2 separate regions of the Homo sapiens genome follow, and region 1 is linked to region 2. A link is a loop called in an ENCODE intact Hi-C map of the cell type or tissue named here. Cell type or tissue: Panc1. All regions are shown on one strand. Each heading gives the region's core, and the rest is flanking DNA. Links, peaks and the distances in the headings are about the cores only.

What was found. Hi-C counts contacts between places; a loop is a spot of excess contacts. Peaks named below come from ENCODE experiments on the same cell type or tissue, not always from the same donor. Only the 100,000 strongest peaks of a DNase experiment are listed, where the experiment ranks them.
Region 1: a loop joins it to region 2, with 6 times the contacts of the local background. A loop is called at or near these places in 29 of 110 quality-filtered maps.

The regions. Positions count from the first base shown.
Region 1 is chr7:121,122,023-121,130,371 of GRCh38, forward strand. It overlaps CPED1 (cadherin like and PC-esterase domain containing 1), which reads left to right. Exons shown (of 23, transcript NM_024913.5): 8 at 2,309-2,451; 9 at 3,798-3,870; 10 at 5,068-5,235; 11 at 6,360-6,464; 12 at 8,103-8,272. Among named protein-coding and RNA genes, the nearest start is that of CPED1, 140 kb to the left of the region's middle. In Panc1, for the core only: a CTCF peak has its summit at 5,018; a DNase peak (open chromatin) is centred at 5,069.
Region 2 is chr7:121,544,072-121,552,420 of GRCh38, forward strand. No RefSeq gene overlaps it. Among named protein-coding and RNA genes, the nearest start is that of FAM3C, 150 kb to the left of the region's middle. RefSeq lists an enhancer at 232-1,431. In Panc1, for the core only: CTCF peaks have their summits at 3,655 (motif pointing left) and 3,854; DNase peaks (open chromatin) are centred at 860 and 3,590; H3K27ac peaks cover 2,547 bases.

The sequences.
Region 1 (8,349 bases), core at 44-8,043, 420 kb before region 2:
TGATTTTTTAAAAATTCATATGAAGCACTCGCGTGATTCTACTTTAATTTCTAGCATATGTAGTTTGCTTGCCACTATACTGAATGAATTAAAAAGAAGAAATCACACTCATCTGGATTTTTTTTTTTTTTTTTTTGAGACAGAGTCTCGCTCTGTCACCCAGGCTGCAGTGCATTGGTGTGATCTCGGATCACTACAGCATCTGCCTCCCTGGTTCAAGTGATTCTCCTGCCTCAGCCTCCCAAGTAGCTGGGATTACAGATGTGTGCCACCATTCCCAGCTAATTTTTGTATTTTTAGTAGAGATGGGGTTTCATCATGTTGGCCAGGCTGGTCTCGAACTCCTGATCTCAGGTGATCCACCCGCCTTGGCCTCCCAAAGTGCTGGGATTATAGGCGTGAGCCACCATGCCCGGCTGTCTTGTTTTAATTAATAGAAAATAAAAGGAGCTGACATGTACTGAATACAGATGTGCTGGGTGGTGGAATTCCTTATGTACATTCTGTCATTTAATCTCAAGGATACCTCTATAAAGTAGGCACTGTTATTAATCCCACAAAGTCTCACAACTTTGGCACAAAACCAAAGTTGAACCTGGACCTTTTTACCTCTAGAGTCTGTAGAGGTAATACCTATGTACTATGCAACTTGTCTCCCAAAGCACAGAACACAGGGCTTTCTAAAGGCTACAGTTCTCTAAAAGTTGAATTGAATGGCATCCCATATTTAAATGCTCACTGCTACATTAAGAAATTAAGAAATAATCATTTTCATTTTAGAGAAGTAAGTGCAACCCTAAGACATTAATTTGCTAATTATTCTTCCTCATGGAGATAAAATCTTATAATTTATCTTATCTCATATGCTACATAGACATTTCCAACTTTCATATATTATTAACCTTAACCTCTGTGATATTCAGGTAACATTGAAATAGAAAAATGCAACAATGTCACACACAAACCTTTCTACATAATATGGTGAAAGGAATGAAATATAATGAGTTACTTTTACTTGGAAAAACATAATGTTACTCTGCTTTGAATCAAGGGTGTTAACATTTTTAGTGTTAGCAATAATTTGTTTTCTTTCAATCATACAATTATTACATTTATTTTCCTTAGTAAAATGGAAGAACATCCCAATTGCCAAATACTAATGACGCATTCTTAGGGTCTCTATGTGTAATCTTATTAGGTTTCTGTTTTCAACTGGAAAGTTTATGAAGCCAGTATTTGTTTATCTTGGGGGAATTTTGCTTATGCATTGAGAAGACACATTTACCGTTTTTCCACAGGCAATCCAGGCCAATATTTGTCCTTCTTTATCATAGCAACAAAAGTTTTTCACTTTGCAATCCTGTGTAGTCTGGATAGATTTAGTCTGTTTTTCCAAAAAACATTAATAGAATACCTGCTGCATGTTTTTTCAAAAAATATTTTTTGTTCTTCATCTTTAAAAGAGTATGTTTATCCAGAGAAAGTTTATGAATCAATATGAGATTTGTTTTATATTTTTAAAAAATATTCACTTGAACTTTGATATGAAGCATCCTCAAGAGGTAGTTTTGTTTTTGTCATTTTAATATTTAAGCAAATAAAAACAGCTATTTGTGATACTAACAATTGTGTTTTTAAGATGACACAATTGAGCTTCATTCCCCCTTTTTTGTAATACTGCCCTATCACATGAAATAATTAAGAATTAAAACATTAACAGGACACTGGGATTCTCTCAGAGTCTTCTCTGGTTGGCTAGATCTGGCACAGAATAATGGCATGAGGAAGAAGCAACTTTGATATATTTATTTTTGTTCTAATATGCCCCCAAAATTGATAATAATAAAAAACTAACATTTGAATTTCATACTTTAACATGACTTTCAAATACATTTTCTTCTAATTTGGCTTCACATCTCTCTTGTTGGTAGATATTAATCCCAATTTAAAGAGGACACAAAGATTCTGAGCAGTGGGTGGCAAGCCCAGCTCACCTAGTTAGTAGAGTTACAAATGAAACTTTGGAGTTCTGATGACAAGACTTGCATTTTCCACGATTAGATGCTGTGAAATGAGGAAAATAAATGGAGTAGGCATTTCTAAAGAAATTTAAATTACAAGACATTTAAACCTTTCTCTTTCAATATACCTGTATCTTAGATTACCAAACTTACTGATTAGGTGAGGGTGGGGTTTGGGTGTGACAAGTAGAGATAACCTAGAACAATCCTTCAAATTGGTCACCTTGAAAATGATAGACAAACTGAGGCTATTGTTTTAACACGTGAATCCTTTACTTTGTTCACAGCTGCAAACATTTTTTGAGACATTCCTGAGAGCCAGTTCACCTCAACAGGCTTTTGACATTATGAAGGAAGCAATTGGCAAACTACTGCTAGCGGCTGAAGTATTCAGTGAAACATCTACTCTGGGACCAAAGACCTTCCATAGGTAAAAAACAAATTTTAATTTAAAAAAAAAAGAAAAGAAAGAAAGCAACCTATCTTTTAAAAATTGTTGGTGGAAATGTATCTTAATTATCATAAGTAGGTGGTACTTGGAAAATTTTATGTCAATATACAAACATGATCTTCTAAACATATGTGGCCATATTTATAGATCCTAAAACTTTAGAACGTGTGGCAGACTCAGTAGTATCTAAATAGTGGTAACAAGAAGTAAAGTGCGCATTTTCAAAGTTAATCTTTTAATTGCAGCCGCCTTTTCAAGTGCAACTGTTTCTATCATAGATACTTGGCATTGACTAGGTATAATTTTACTTATACATAATAAATTTCATTCTCAAATATCCCACTGATTTCATAATGCAGAGGAGAAAATGAAGAACTTTATTAAGAAAATTCAATAACTCCTATTCCCATATCTGTTTACTTGACTATAACTTATTGCCTTTGTTCTAAGGAAATGTTAAATCTCGTACGTCAAAAAGTGGGGGAAGCACATCAATTTAAACCTTATCATAATTTATATGTGAATAGGTACCTAGCATGTAGGAGTAGGAGAGTTTTCTTCTTCGTATTTAGGTTTCCATGGATTAACTTTATTGCTTAGTTTAATGTGTTATGAATATTTAGGTATATTTTTATTTTCTATAAGAAATAAAACAGAATCCAAATCCAAAAATTTATCACATGTAATTTTACATTATCCAAGCCACTGCTCTTTTTAATTAGTAGATATATTGAAAATTAACAATAGTGATTATTAATATGACACCAAATAAGAGTAAATGTAGCAAGAGAATATAGTTTTTATTATTATTATTTTACTTTAAGTTCTGGGATATATGTGCAGAATGTACAGGTTTGTCACATAGGTATACATATGCCATGGTGGTTTGCTGCACCTATCAATCCATCATCTAGGTTTTAAGCCCTGCATGCGTTAGGTATTTGTCCTAATGCTTTCCCTCTCCTTGCCCCCCAACCCCCAACAGGCCCCAGTGTGTGATGTTCCCCTCCCTGTGTCCATGTGTTCTCATTGTTCAATTACCATTTATGAGTGAGAACATGCAACGTTTGGTTTTCTGTTCCTGGGTTAGTTTGCTGAGAATGATGGTTTCCAGCTTCATCTATGTCCCTGCAAAGTACTTGAACTCATCCTTTTTTTATGGCTGCATAGTATTCCATGGTGTGTATGTGCCACATTTTCTTTATCCAGTCTATCATTAATGGGCATTTGGGTTGGTTCCAAGTTTTGCTGTTATAAATAGTGCATTAATAAACATCCATGTGCATGTATCTTTACTTTTATGGTACCTTGTGTTTTCATTTTAGATGCAGATTCTGCTTTCAACTTCTAACTTTTGATATTGGTTATGGCAGTTTCATGTACCCTGTAGTGCTCCAGGTCAGTATGCCAAAGGCCTCATGTGAGCTTCTACCTTGTGGTGAGAGATCAGTGTGTGTGTGTTGTTGTTGTTGTTTTCATTCATAGTAACCAATCAATAAATAGCAATTTGCAAAAGTACTGTAGGCTTATATTCACTGTGGTTCAGACAATTAACTAGTATGTGGAGAATCTATGAGTCCAATCCTGCCTATGTGTCTCTGTAAAATAAACATGAATTTTTCTATGGTTCAAGTACTATTTGTGAAATAAATGTGGTATGAAGTCAAGTATGCATTAAAGGAAAAAAGAGGATGTGTAGATAATAGAAAGTAACAGATTATCTGGCGTATTCACATGAGGGTATAAAAAGATAACTTTTATTTTTTACATATACATATTTAGTTTAAAATTGGTTTATATTTAGTTTAAAAAAACCATGGGAATTTTTGAATTTTTTTTTCTGATATAGATATGTGTAGAGTGAAGTGTTTTTGCCCATTTTGATTCTTTTCCTTCCTCTCAAATTAAATATACTCATTCATATTATCTCCCCCAACATATTTTGTTTTTCCTCTAACATAGCCCTTAGAGGCAAAAACATAAAAAATAATTTATTAAATTAGTCTATAGAAAGTTCTACCTTGGAATACAGGGTGGGAAAAAAGGAAGAAGGGGAAAATAAAATTATGTATAACTAGAATATAGCTTTGTATAACATTTCTGTGTCCTCAAACTATTATTCCGGTAAGCCAATTACATTATAGATGGCTCATACATTTGGTTAAATAATTCCAAGATTTCTCCATAAAAATTTAAAACTTAATTAACTGACACTTTTAAATACTCATTTTTTCATTGTTTTGCATGCATACCTAATAGTTTGTATTATGCTTTTTAAAATCTGTTGTTCAGAAAGAAATGTTATGTATTATCTTCCATGAAAGCATATTCTTCAGCTATAAAGGGTATCGAGATAAACTAATGTGACTTTATATTAGTTAATTTTCTTATACTGTACATTAAATAATTGTATCTTTAAATTGTATCTTTAAAAAAAATTACTCACATTTATAAAACTGTTGACTTCCAAAAAGACCACTAGATGTCAGTTCTGATCTATAATCCAACAGGAAATAAATCATGTCTTAGAAGTAATTCCATTGTCTTAAAAGTAAATCGATGAAAAATATTTGCTGTGCTTTTGTTCTTTCAAAGGTACACGAGCATTTAAATTTTCAAGATTATGATAATATGGATTTTGAGGACCAAAATACAGAAGAATTCCTTTTAAATGACACTTTCAATTTTCTCTTCCCTAATGAATCATCACTTTCCATATTTTCTGAGATATTTCAGAGACTTTATAGATCAGATGTTTTCAAGGTAAGTGCATATTTGTGTACTGATAAATATTTTTTCAAGTCATTCCTTAGAAGGTGTCATTCTCCTTATTCTGCAATTCAGCAACTTGATAATTCACTTCAAATTAATTGGTATCTATTATATCACACTTCTTAATTTTTTCTGACCTCTGGACTAAGATTATTTTTATGTCAACTAAGTATGTAAGTGACTGATTATGATAAAATTATGGGTTGAAAATTAAGTATAGTGTTCATAATTTCTTATTTTTTCTTTTTGTTTTTCTTTTTTTCTTTTTCTTTCTTTTTTTTTTTTTTGAGACAGAGTCTCGCTCTGTCACCCAGGCAGGAGTGCAGTGGCACGATCTTGACTCACTGCAACCTCCGCCTCCTGGGTTCAAGAGATTCTCTTGCCTCAGCCTCCCAAGTAGCTGGGACTACAGGCATGCACCACCAAACCCAGCTAATTTTTGTATTTTTAGTAGAAACGGGGTTTCATCATGTTGGCCAGGCTGGTCTTGAACTCCTGACCTCGTGATCCGCCTGCCTCGGCCTCCCAAAGTGCTGGGATTACGAAATGTTTGTGGATATTATGAATAATATGTATTGTATGCTACAGAATACTTTTTTATTTTTTAATTTTTTCTTTCATCTTATAAGTTCAGAGGGTACATGTGCAGGTTCATTACATGTATTATAGTATACTTTAAAAGAAATGTTAGAACTCTTTGGAGGCAGTCTAGAATAGCAGTGAGTGCTCCAGATTGACGTCAGAGGACTTGAATTATAATGCTATTTTTTTTTAAGCATTCACATCTATTGTCATGTTTGGGCAAATGCCAATGAATAGAGCAGAGTGCTTCAAAATAACATGGATTGATTTTTATAACACGTTAGCATCTCCCCAACCTCACTACCAAAGCATCATTGAGCTATTTTATCCAGGTCCTCCCTGTCAGATATGAAGCTTTCTTATATTCAGACACCACTGTGACAAGTTGAAGTTGCTATGTATTATTTAACATTAATTAGCTCAGTTGTTTATAGAACTCAAAATCTGATTGGTTGATGAAATGGGAGGTAATTGGGTTGAACATGGTTTGACTTTTTAACAATTGCTTAAGTTCTTTCCCCCTACCAATACAGGGTGAAAACTATCAAAAGGAACTAAATCAGTGTCTGTCCTTAGAAGAAATTAACTCAATTATGACTTTCATAAAGGAACTTGGAAGTCTGGGACAATTCCAACTGGTAAAGCAAAAGTGACATTTGATTCTTTCTTGGTGACTGGGATTAGAGTAGATCACTGTAAGCTACCTGATTTTGACATCAAACTAGATTAAGTATTTCTTTAAGAAATAGAAATCTTTATAAGCTACTTTGCTCTTTCAGAGATCTAAGTAGCAAAATGAGCAAGATTTATATGCATAACTTTAAGAGTTTGCAAACAATATGTGACTTATTAAAGGTAAAAGAACATGGGATTAGCATAGCTGCCAGAATTTGACAGTTTTCAAGGGGAAAATGCCAACATTTTTCTGAAGAAGTTTTACTTTTAGCTTCAGAACATTTACATGCAACCAAAAGTTATTTCTGCTTATTATCCCCTTGTTATTTCTGCTTATTATACCCTTTTTGTTTTTGTAAAATCATATAGAGTTGAAAATAATATTTTAGAAGACTGCCTAAACCTTAATTTCTTATAACTCTATATCAAACTTCAAAGAAAGAAAATGTAAATAATTATAACTTTTACTGGCTTATATCTTTTAAAAAAGGCATTCATTTTATCTTCTATGTATTTTGTTAATTCCTTGGTTAGTATCAAAGGATAATTTATTGAGTGTGAAATGCATGTTTAATACTTGTTTTCTTTCCAGTTCTGATACTTATATAGACTGAAATGAATTTGTATTTTTCCACCTAAGATTTGTTCATATGAAATATCTTTTTGAAATAGCATTCTTAATCATTAATCATTTATTATTACCCTGATGTTTCACTCAAGTATTTATCTTACTTGTAAAAAGTATATGTGTGTGTGTATATATGTATATATATATATATATATATATACGTATATATATATATATATATATACGTATATATATATATACATACATACACTACTTGTATGAGTTTAATCAACTTACTAAGTTAATTAATGAGTGTTTGATACTCCTTTTTCTAATTTGGTCCCAAATTTTGGAGGATTCAGAGTAAGCTAATTTCCCCAAAGATAATTGAGTTGGCACAATATCATTTTAACTATTTTAAACGTATAAGTATTACATTCACAACAGTTTGACTAAATACTATAAAAAGATAATAAAAGGGATCTGCCTTGCTCTTCAGGAATTTATAACTTTAGATACTGTTACTATGGAGAACATTTCTCATCATAACTTGAGGAAGAACTAAATAATTATTTTGCAAGAGAAAGAGAAAATTCCAATTTCCTGGTTCTCACAGTAGAAAGGAGATAACCACAGATTTTTATTTGCGGGGGAAAGAGGGGAAGATTAATATTTCTCACTCTGACATAATTCATTTGTAACCCAAGAGGCTCTCTCATTCTTCCTGCTGCCTAACTCTGTTATTCATGTGTCTTCTGGTATCTGTAACAGGAAAGAGAAATCCGCTTATATTCAATGAAAAGAAAAAAAAAAACTCACCCTATTTGGAAATATGATCATCAACAAAATTAGTTTCTTATAAAAAGTGGCATTTACATCAACAACTTTGCAGAAAACTAATTTATGGTACTGACCAATGGATTTTTAACAAATATCTGACTTTTTAAATAAATGACTAAGTATAAGGCTGTTCATAGTAATACTACATTATAATTTGTTTTCCATAACTTATACTGATATTTTGTGTTCTCAGCTCTTCCCATCTACTACTCCTGGGATTCAGTCACTGATGCATGAATTTTATGATGTGGCAAATCCTGTGGGAAATCCTGGCTCAGTCCTGACCCAATACTGGTCTCTTTTAAATGTATTTGAACAATTTCAGTTCATGAATAAAAAGACACAGCCACATCCACTGGAATGGTAAGATAGCCACAAATTTGAATTGTACAATCCAAAAAATCTCTAGTTTACAGATTGATTTCAAAAGGCTTTGCCTA
Region 2 (8,349 bases), core at 56-8,055:
AGAAACTCCATAAGCAGTGCTACATAATCAAAAGGTTTTCATCCACTGACTCTGGAATCCACTGGACCAAACTTTCTCAGGGTTGAACTCTTGGGTCTTTACTTTAATCCAGCTTTATATATATATATTTTTTTTATTTTTCATATAGATGCCTGATCTCTAGGACTCTAAAACAACTGAGCTTTGCCTCTACCTTTCAATAGATGTGTTTATGGGAGGCCATTATTTTGGACTAGTTTCCTGTGTTAGGCCCTAGCAGACAAGACCAAATTATAATGGAGTTACTTGGGCTAAGTGCCACATAATCAAACTGAACTTTCCAACAGGTCAGTTTTCCAAAAAAAACCCCCAGCAGATTCTAGTACCTGAGTCAGCATAATAAGGATGCCTCCTCTGTTTGAACCCTATAAGGAAAGTAACGTTGAAAGGATGAGTCTGTTTTTTATTCTCTCTTTTTGTTTCCTTTGGCTCTTTTCATTCTATAAATCTAACCTCCTCCATTCAGTTCATTTGAACACTCACTCTATTTTATAGAATGAGGTGTTCCCTGATTCTAGAATTGAAAATAAAAGTCAATTATAAATTTAAACTAAATACATTGTAATTTTATTTTTTGATGGGTGATTTAATTAATTTTGAAGACATCATGTCATTAAGAGTCCTCGCAAGCATAGTTCTTTTACCCTGGTTCACCTCACTCAGGAGATTTATGGCCACCTTTGACTTGTGCAACAGTGAATGAAATTTATCTGTCTTGATCAAAAGGGAAAGAGGACTAACAATGTTGAACTTTTCCAGAGCCTCATGCTTTCAGAAAATAGTTGTGGTTAAGAAATCTCACCAACTTTTTGTTTTCAGAAATGCCTCACCGTTTTGTGTTCTGAAAAACAGCTTAAGGAAATGAATCACCCTTCTCCATGTGACTCACATAGCACTCACTGTCCATTCTTTCTTGTGACCCCCATCAGGCTTGTAAATGGCTTTCTTGTTTACCTGTGACAAGGCCAAACACACACTTTTCACCTTTGTTTGAACCTGCTGACAAAGCCAGGTATAAATTCCCCCTTCCCTTTGCCTCTACCCAATGTCCCATTATTCCTTTTTTTTTTTTTTTTTTGGAGATGGAGTCTCACTCTGTCATTCAGGCTGGAGTGCAGTGGCATAATCTCAGCTCACTGCAACCTCTGCCTCCCAGGTCCAAGCAATTCTCCTGCCTCAGCCTCCCTAGTAGCTGAGATTACAGGTGCACCCCACCACACCCAGCTAATTTTTGTAGTTTTAGTAGAGATGGGGTTTCACCATGTTGGCCAGGCTGGTCTTGAACTTCTGGACTCAAGTGACCTGCCCACCTCAGCCTCCCAAAGTGCTGGGATTACAAATTACAAACGTCTATTCTTTATCTCATGAATGATTAGCTAAGGTTACAACTGTTTGTTTTTGAACTAGCAAGACACAGAAATAAACATTTTCTGCCCACTTAAATAACAGAGACCTCTTCTGATTGCAAAACAATACAGCTGGGAATCCCCACACCTGCAATTTGTCTACTCTTTCCTGTAAATGCCTTAAGGCAAATCCACTCTGCAGAGACACTGTAATTTTCTGATCTGTGGGACTCTCCCTATGGCACTAGCTGGAATAATATCACCTTCTCAATTGTCTCATGCATTTTGTCTTCAACAGTACTGAGAATAATTCCCTGGGCGGCATCAGTGATTGGGTGCTAGTGAGAGTTGCATTCCCTTTTCTTTCTACTTTCCAGACAAGTAAAAGAAACAAAGCAATAAAGAACCATCAAACAAGACTTTGACAGATAATAATATATTCTGTGGATAATTTCTACTTCAGAGATAGGCAATTACACATTTTTAAAAGCAATTTTTACTGCTCAGTTACAGCAAGTTTGCCTATTTACAAAATAAATGCTGTTTTATTATTTTTAAACATGTCTTACTTACTGCATGCCTCTCCATTTTTAAGAAAACCCCAGTTACTCTGACTGAGCAGGAGAGTTTAGGAAAGGAAGGAAATCATATTGGCTGATCTTCCAATAAGTGACAGACTTGGGCTAGACATTTACATTTATTTGATCCTTTCAGCAACCTGGTGAGGTAGGCATTATCTCCATTTTAGAGATAAGGAACTGAGGCTTGGTGGTGTTAATATCTCACTCAGCATCACACACCTAGTAACTGATAGAGTTTTATGCTTTCCTAACATCTTACATGCCTTCAGTGATGATAATTCTTCAGAAATTAGTAAACATTCTGTGAATTTTTAATATTCTGTGAATTTTAGAACTCATTAAGACAAACACACATCTATGCCTTGTACTCGTATAAAACCTATTGAATGTTACAAATTATGTCTTATCGTTCCAAAATTTCAGATTTTTTTTCCCAGAAATCAAACTCAATGCTGTTTGGAAAATTTTTGCATAAACCAGCATTCAGATTAAGCAAAATAGAGAGATAAATGAAGAGTTGAATCAAAACAAAGTTGAAAACCAAAATAAAATTTTAATTATTTGGTACATTTAATCAGGAAGGATCTTCTTACAAGGCAGTTCTGTGCAAAACATCAATGAGTGCTAATAAATAAGGACATATGTGTGTCCCAAAAGATTTGTCTTCAAGGTATTGTGAAAAAAGTTCCTGGAGCCACCTATGAGAGAGAGTGCATCTGGTCTAATTGCAAACTTCAAGCAATTGTTAAACTTCTTATTGCCTTCTTGAACACCTCTCTGGACTCACCTGTGTAGGTCTGTCTCTGTCCTCCTCCGGGCTGTCTGTGAGTTTCAGTTCTACCCTTCTACCCATACTAAGGGAGAGTCCACTCCAGCCTTGTGGACGTCTAGTTGCATATTCACTTTATCCATAACCTTGACATCTTCGTGAAATAATAAGTGGGTAGGGAAAAAAATTTCTCCTATACACTAGTGGAAATTGTATACTAAAAAATTTCAGCTATTTAACAGAGGGCCAGGAGTTTGGAAATTAGAAGCTGTTTCCCAACATCAGCAAAATAAAGGATTCCACTTTATTTATTTGAAGCCACAATTATCCAACCCACTTCAACGGTTGCTTCATATAATGAGTCTTAGAGTCAGAAAAACTATAATTTAATGACCCCTGATTATGTAGGCTGAAAACTTGGATTCAATGTGGTAATTAGATAAGGCATGTTTGTTTATCTGACATTAGATAAGGCATTTTACCTTCCATCAGCCACAATTTCTAATTTTCCTGCAGATGTTTACACATGTTTTGGGGAAAAAGCTTTTATGGTACTACAGATGCAGCCATTGCAGCTTGGCAGAATGCTACAGGAGCAGAATAATCATCAGAGATGTTCCTAAGCAAAGAAGGAAAACCAGTTCTGAAAAAATGGCAATGATTAAATAAGGTAAAAAGTACACTATTTCCAATGGAATTATGTGATTTTTAAAAAAACTTTGAGAGATGTGAATTTGTCTATGTATAAATAGGTAGACAAAATTGTTCACAAGTAATTTTAAATATTTTTTTCTTTCAGAAATGAAATATTCTTCAATTTAAGGAAATTCTGACGTTTCAGTACGCTAGTGTGTGATGTTCAGCTATTATAGATGCTCCTAGCGCCATCTGGTGAGATATACAAGCAATAGCATCAATATTTGACTCATGCTTTGTAAACCCAGGAGACACTTACTCTGCAGAAAATAGGCAGTAGAACAACCTCCACTTATTACACTATGAAGTTTGTCCTCAGATACTAAGAAAAATCACTGTGTAACCTTGATGTGCATGTAACATCATTTTAATAATGCAGATATGGATCTCACTGAACATTTTAATTGTACCTTTATCCTTGAAATGTTTATCAACCTCTGGTGCCATTTTCTCTTCAAATAAATTTTGCATACATTTCCAACTGAAGTTAATGGAAAGTTAGAATATACATTTGAGATTACAAGTTAACCTAAAATTCATGTTGTAACATGCAAATTAGAAGAAAAATCATTTTGCTTAATTCTTTAGGACTATTTGACATTTCAATTGGAGGTGCAGTAATTTCTTATCGAAAACAAAAGAATAGATGTTTTCTTTTGGAAAACAGACTTGATATGTGTACATGATATTTCTATTAGAGGAAAAGAATATTGAAGAAGAGGATGAAGTTGGCTTTGAATAAGTTGAAAAACATCAGGGTTAGAGGTGCTGAATGTAAAAACATTTAGTGTTTTGACTTCTAATATCACAGACACCTTTTCTCCAAGAGTTACTGGTATAAAATATGTAAATTTACCTCAGACAAAAATATACAGAAGTGTAAAATGCCTTCAATTCCTCCTTACATAAGCTCTATCTGTTGTAAACCAAGTTCAGCATATGTGTAATCAAGAGCTTCTGGAACAGCAGGGAATCACCTGAGCATTGGGAATCTTCAATTTGTTCCATCTCTCAGACAGGTTGCTGAGTGCAGTGCCATCTTATGCATGTAGGCATTTGTTGGTGGTTTGCTGTTTTAGCACAAATGACAGTATAGATACGATTTGCATAGCAAGCTTAAATAGTTAATGATCAAGAAATATGACAAGACTTTATCTGATAAACATTTACTCTTATTTTTCTGACAGAGTAATGTTGATAAACACCAAAAAGCTCTTTCCACAAATACCACAGTAGAATTCACAATCAGAACCAACTACAAAATTTGCAGTGGTGTGCTCAATGCACCATGAAAATGCAAGCCCCTTTGTTCAAAAATTTTAAGGAATTTCAAGATGGCAACAAAAGAATCTTAAATCAAATGCAGGGCCCTTCTGAGCACAGTGGCCCCATATGACTGCACAGGTGGCACAGCCATGAACTCATTGACGTAGGCCAATATTTTATTTTGCACTTGTGGAAAGGTAAACTGAGGCACATTAAAGCATTAAAAACTCTATTAAAGACTTTATTTGAGCATTTAGTGATCCATGGATCTGGGTACTTCCAGACTGCAAGTGGTTTGGGGACTCCAATAAAGGCAAAGGTACTTTTATAAGGTGAATGAGGGAGCAAGGCAAAGGAAACATTTGGGGAGAGGTAGCCTCGCTCAACTCATTCCCCTGGAAAGTCCTAGCTAGAGGTTAGTTGGTGATTTCTGGGTTAGTTAAAGTTTTATTTTACCGTTTATACTGAATTGGGTTTGAGTTTGCTTACACAGGAACCCAAGGTGCTAGAATCACCTCAGCCCAATGACCTCCTAATTAAATTTTTTTAAACACTCTTATGGCCGGGTGCAGTGGCTCATGCCTGTAATTCCAACACTTTGGGAGGTCGCCTGAGGTCAGGAGATTGAGACCAGCCTGACCAACATGGCAAAACCCCGTCTCTACTAAAAATACAAAAACTGGCTGGGCATGGTGTCAGGTGCCTGTAATCCCAGCTACTTGGGAGGTTGAGACAGGAGAATCACTTGAACCTGGGAGGTAGAGGTTGCAGTGAGCTGAGATGGTGCCACTGCACTCCAGCCTGGGTGACAGAGTGAGACTCCATCTCAAAAACAAACAAACAAACAAACAAACAAACAAACACACTCTTATTTAGTGTTTATTGAGCAAAGCCATTACATGTATGTATATTATCAGTTATAAATATTACCTCAATATATAAAGATTAAAACAGATCTCTGCTACAATTTCTGATTACCTCATTAAAAAAAAAGGATGAACAAATTGGTAGGCTCAGCCTTTTCACAGCTTCCTGAAATCATACTCATATGCAGTGGATACTACTGGGTGCATAGAGGCAAATTCACTGTTGCGGGTAATGAAGCTAAAAGTTTGGAGCCAGAACAAGGCTCTGGGAAGTGCTCTGGCAATTAAAACACATTTCATATGTCTGCAAAAGTAAGATTTTTTTTTTTTGACATGGACTTTCACTCTTGCTGCCCAGGCTGGAGTGCAGTGGTGCAATCTCGGCTCACTGCAACCTCTACCTCCTGCGTTCCAGTGATTCTCCTGACTTAGCCTCCCAAGTACCTGGGCTTACAGGCACCCGCCACCATGCCGCTCTAATTTTATATTTTTAGTAGAGATGGGGTTTCACCATGTTGGCCAGGCTGGTCTTGAACTCCTGACCTCGAGTGATCCACCTGCCTCAGCCTCCCAAAGTGTTGGGATTACAGGTGTGAGCCATTGTGCCTGGCCAAAAGTAAGATTTTTAACTGCAATCTATTATAAACCTTGGTTCTGTCCACTCTGACTTCCCCTTTGTCCCTCTTATCCTGTGTCAGGTGCAATTGGAGTGGCCATGGGTATTTCTAAGATCTAGTTGAGGGGAAATTGAGTTCATCCGGACTTAGAGGAATATGTTTTTGTGGTTTGTAGTTACTTCTGTGTATAGTTATTGCCAGCCATCCTGGGGTACTCCTACACTCACTATGCTGACACAAAGTTGCTTGGCCAGGATTCATATCATGAAGAGCATATGTCCTCCACCTCCAGCACCAGAAAGCGGTGGGTAGTGGAGAAGCAGCAAGGTTCACCATGCACAGAGTCATAAATTCATCTGTGGCAAAGCATGTAGAAATGTGCCAGAAAAAATAACATATTTATTGTCCCTTTTTTGATAGTTTTTTTCCAAATGTGTTGTGTATTATAATTTCCTTTCATGTTTTAAATAAAAATTGATTTATACATCTAAATTCATATTTGTAAATTATATACATTTCAGACCACTTAAAACCTGGATCTGTCCCACTGAAGGCTGAGAAATGAAAGCAGAGAAAGACTGAAGGTCTGGCCTAGATTTCATTCAGATGGGGATTATAGTCCGGTTCAGATAAAAATCAAGTATAGCTGAGCTGGAAGAGAAATTATTGTAGTAAGAATGTAGTGATTTATTATTAACATCCCTCAACCCTCCATTTGTAGGTTTAGTTTTAAATGTAAGATTTCAGGAAAAGGGAGAGCTTTGACTTTCACAAGCCCCAGCTTCTCCCCTCTGTGCGACCTCTGGCTGGGCTTCCCCCACCCAGGCCCCCTTCCCTGCATGGACTCCTTTCTTTCCAAGATCCACTCAGCACCTCCTTCCTCTCTCTCAGTACTCCTTAGTCTATCTTTGTTTCTCTCCACAACTCTTCTCAACCATATCACCCACTGTTTTCTCACCTGGGTGACGTTCCCAGCTCTCAACTTTGCCAATTTCTATTTCTTTTCAAAATTGATCTGCTCCACTAGCCCTTTTCTTCAGGTGCTAAGTTTGATAGATAGCTAGTAAATAAAAAAATAAAAACTGAAATAATCAGTTAAATAGGTTTTAATTAGTATCATCAACTTTCTTCTTGTGTACTTTTAAAAAATTGACTTTATTTTATAGAATAGTTTAGATTTGAAAAGATGGTACAAAGAGTTCCCATATACTTTGCACCAGTTTCCCAAATTGTTAACACTTTACATTAGTATATTTGTTACAATTAATGAGCCAATATTTACATATTGTCTAAAGTTCCTACTTTATTCATGTTTCCTTACTTTTTATCTGATGTCTTATTTCTCTCCAAGGATCCATCTAAAGTACTATATTACCTTAAGTCGTCATTTCCCCTTTGGCTTTTTTTAGTTGTAATGACTTTTTGGACTTTTCTTGTTTTTGATCATTTTCACAATTTTTCAAAAGTACTGGCCAGGTATTTTTGTAGGATGTTTTTCTATTGGAGTTTGTCTGATGATTTCCTCATAATTAGATGTGGAGATTATGAGTATTGGAAGGAAAATAACAGAGGTAAACTGTCGTTGTTACCACATCACAGCAAGGAGATATACATATAAGGGTACATGCATACTATTAATATGATTTATTACTATTGATGTTGACCTTGATCACCTGGCTAAGGCAGTGTTTGTCAGGTTTCTTCATTGTGAGGTTTTGTGCTTTTCCCCCTTTGTATAACTATAGTCTTTGCAAGGAAAAAACTATGCATTGCCCACACTTAAGGAGTGGGGAGTTATGCCACCTCCTAGAGGGTGGAGTATCAATGGAAATAATTTGGAATCTTCTGCATGGGAGATTTGTCTCTTCTCCTCATTTATTAATTTATTCAATCATTTATTTATATCAAAATAGATTCTCTGATATTTATTTTTATTTGTTTTATACTTTAGGTATCTAATACCTTTTTTTTTTGAGACACAGTCTTGCTCTGTTGCCCAGACTGGAGTGCAGTGACATGATCTTGGCTCACTGCAGCCTCTACCTCCTGGGCTCATGTGATCCTCCTGCCTCAGCCTCCAAAGTAGCTGGGACTACAGGCATGCACCACCACATCCAGCTAATTTTTTTAGTTTTTGTAGAGACAGAGTTTTGTCATGTTGCTCAGGCT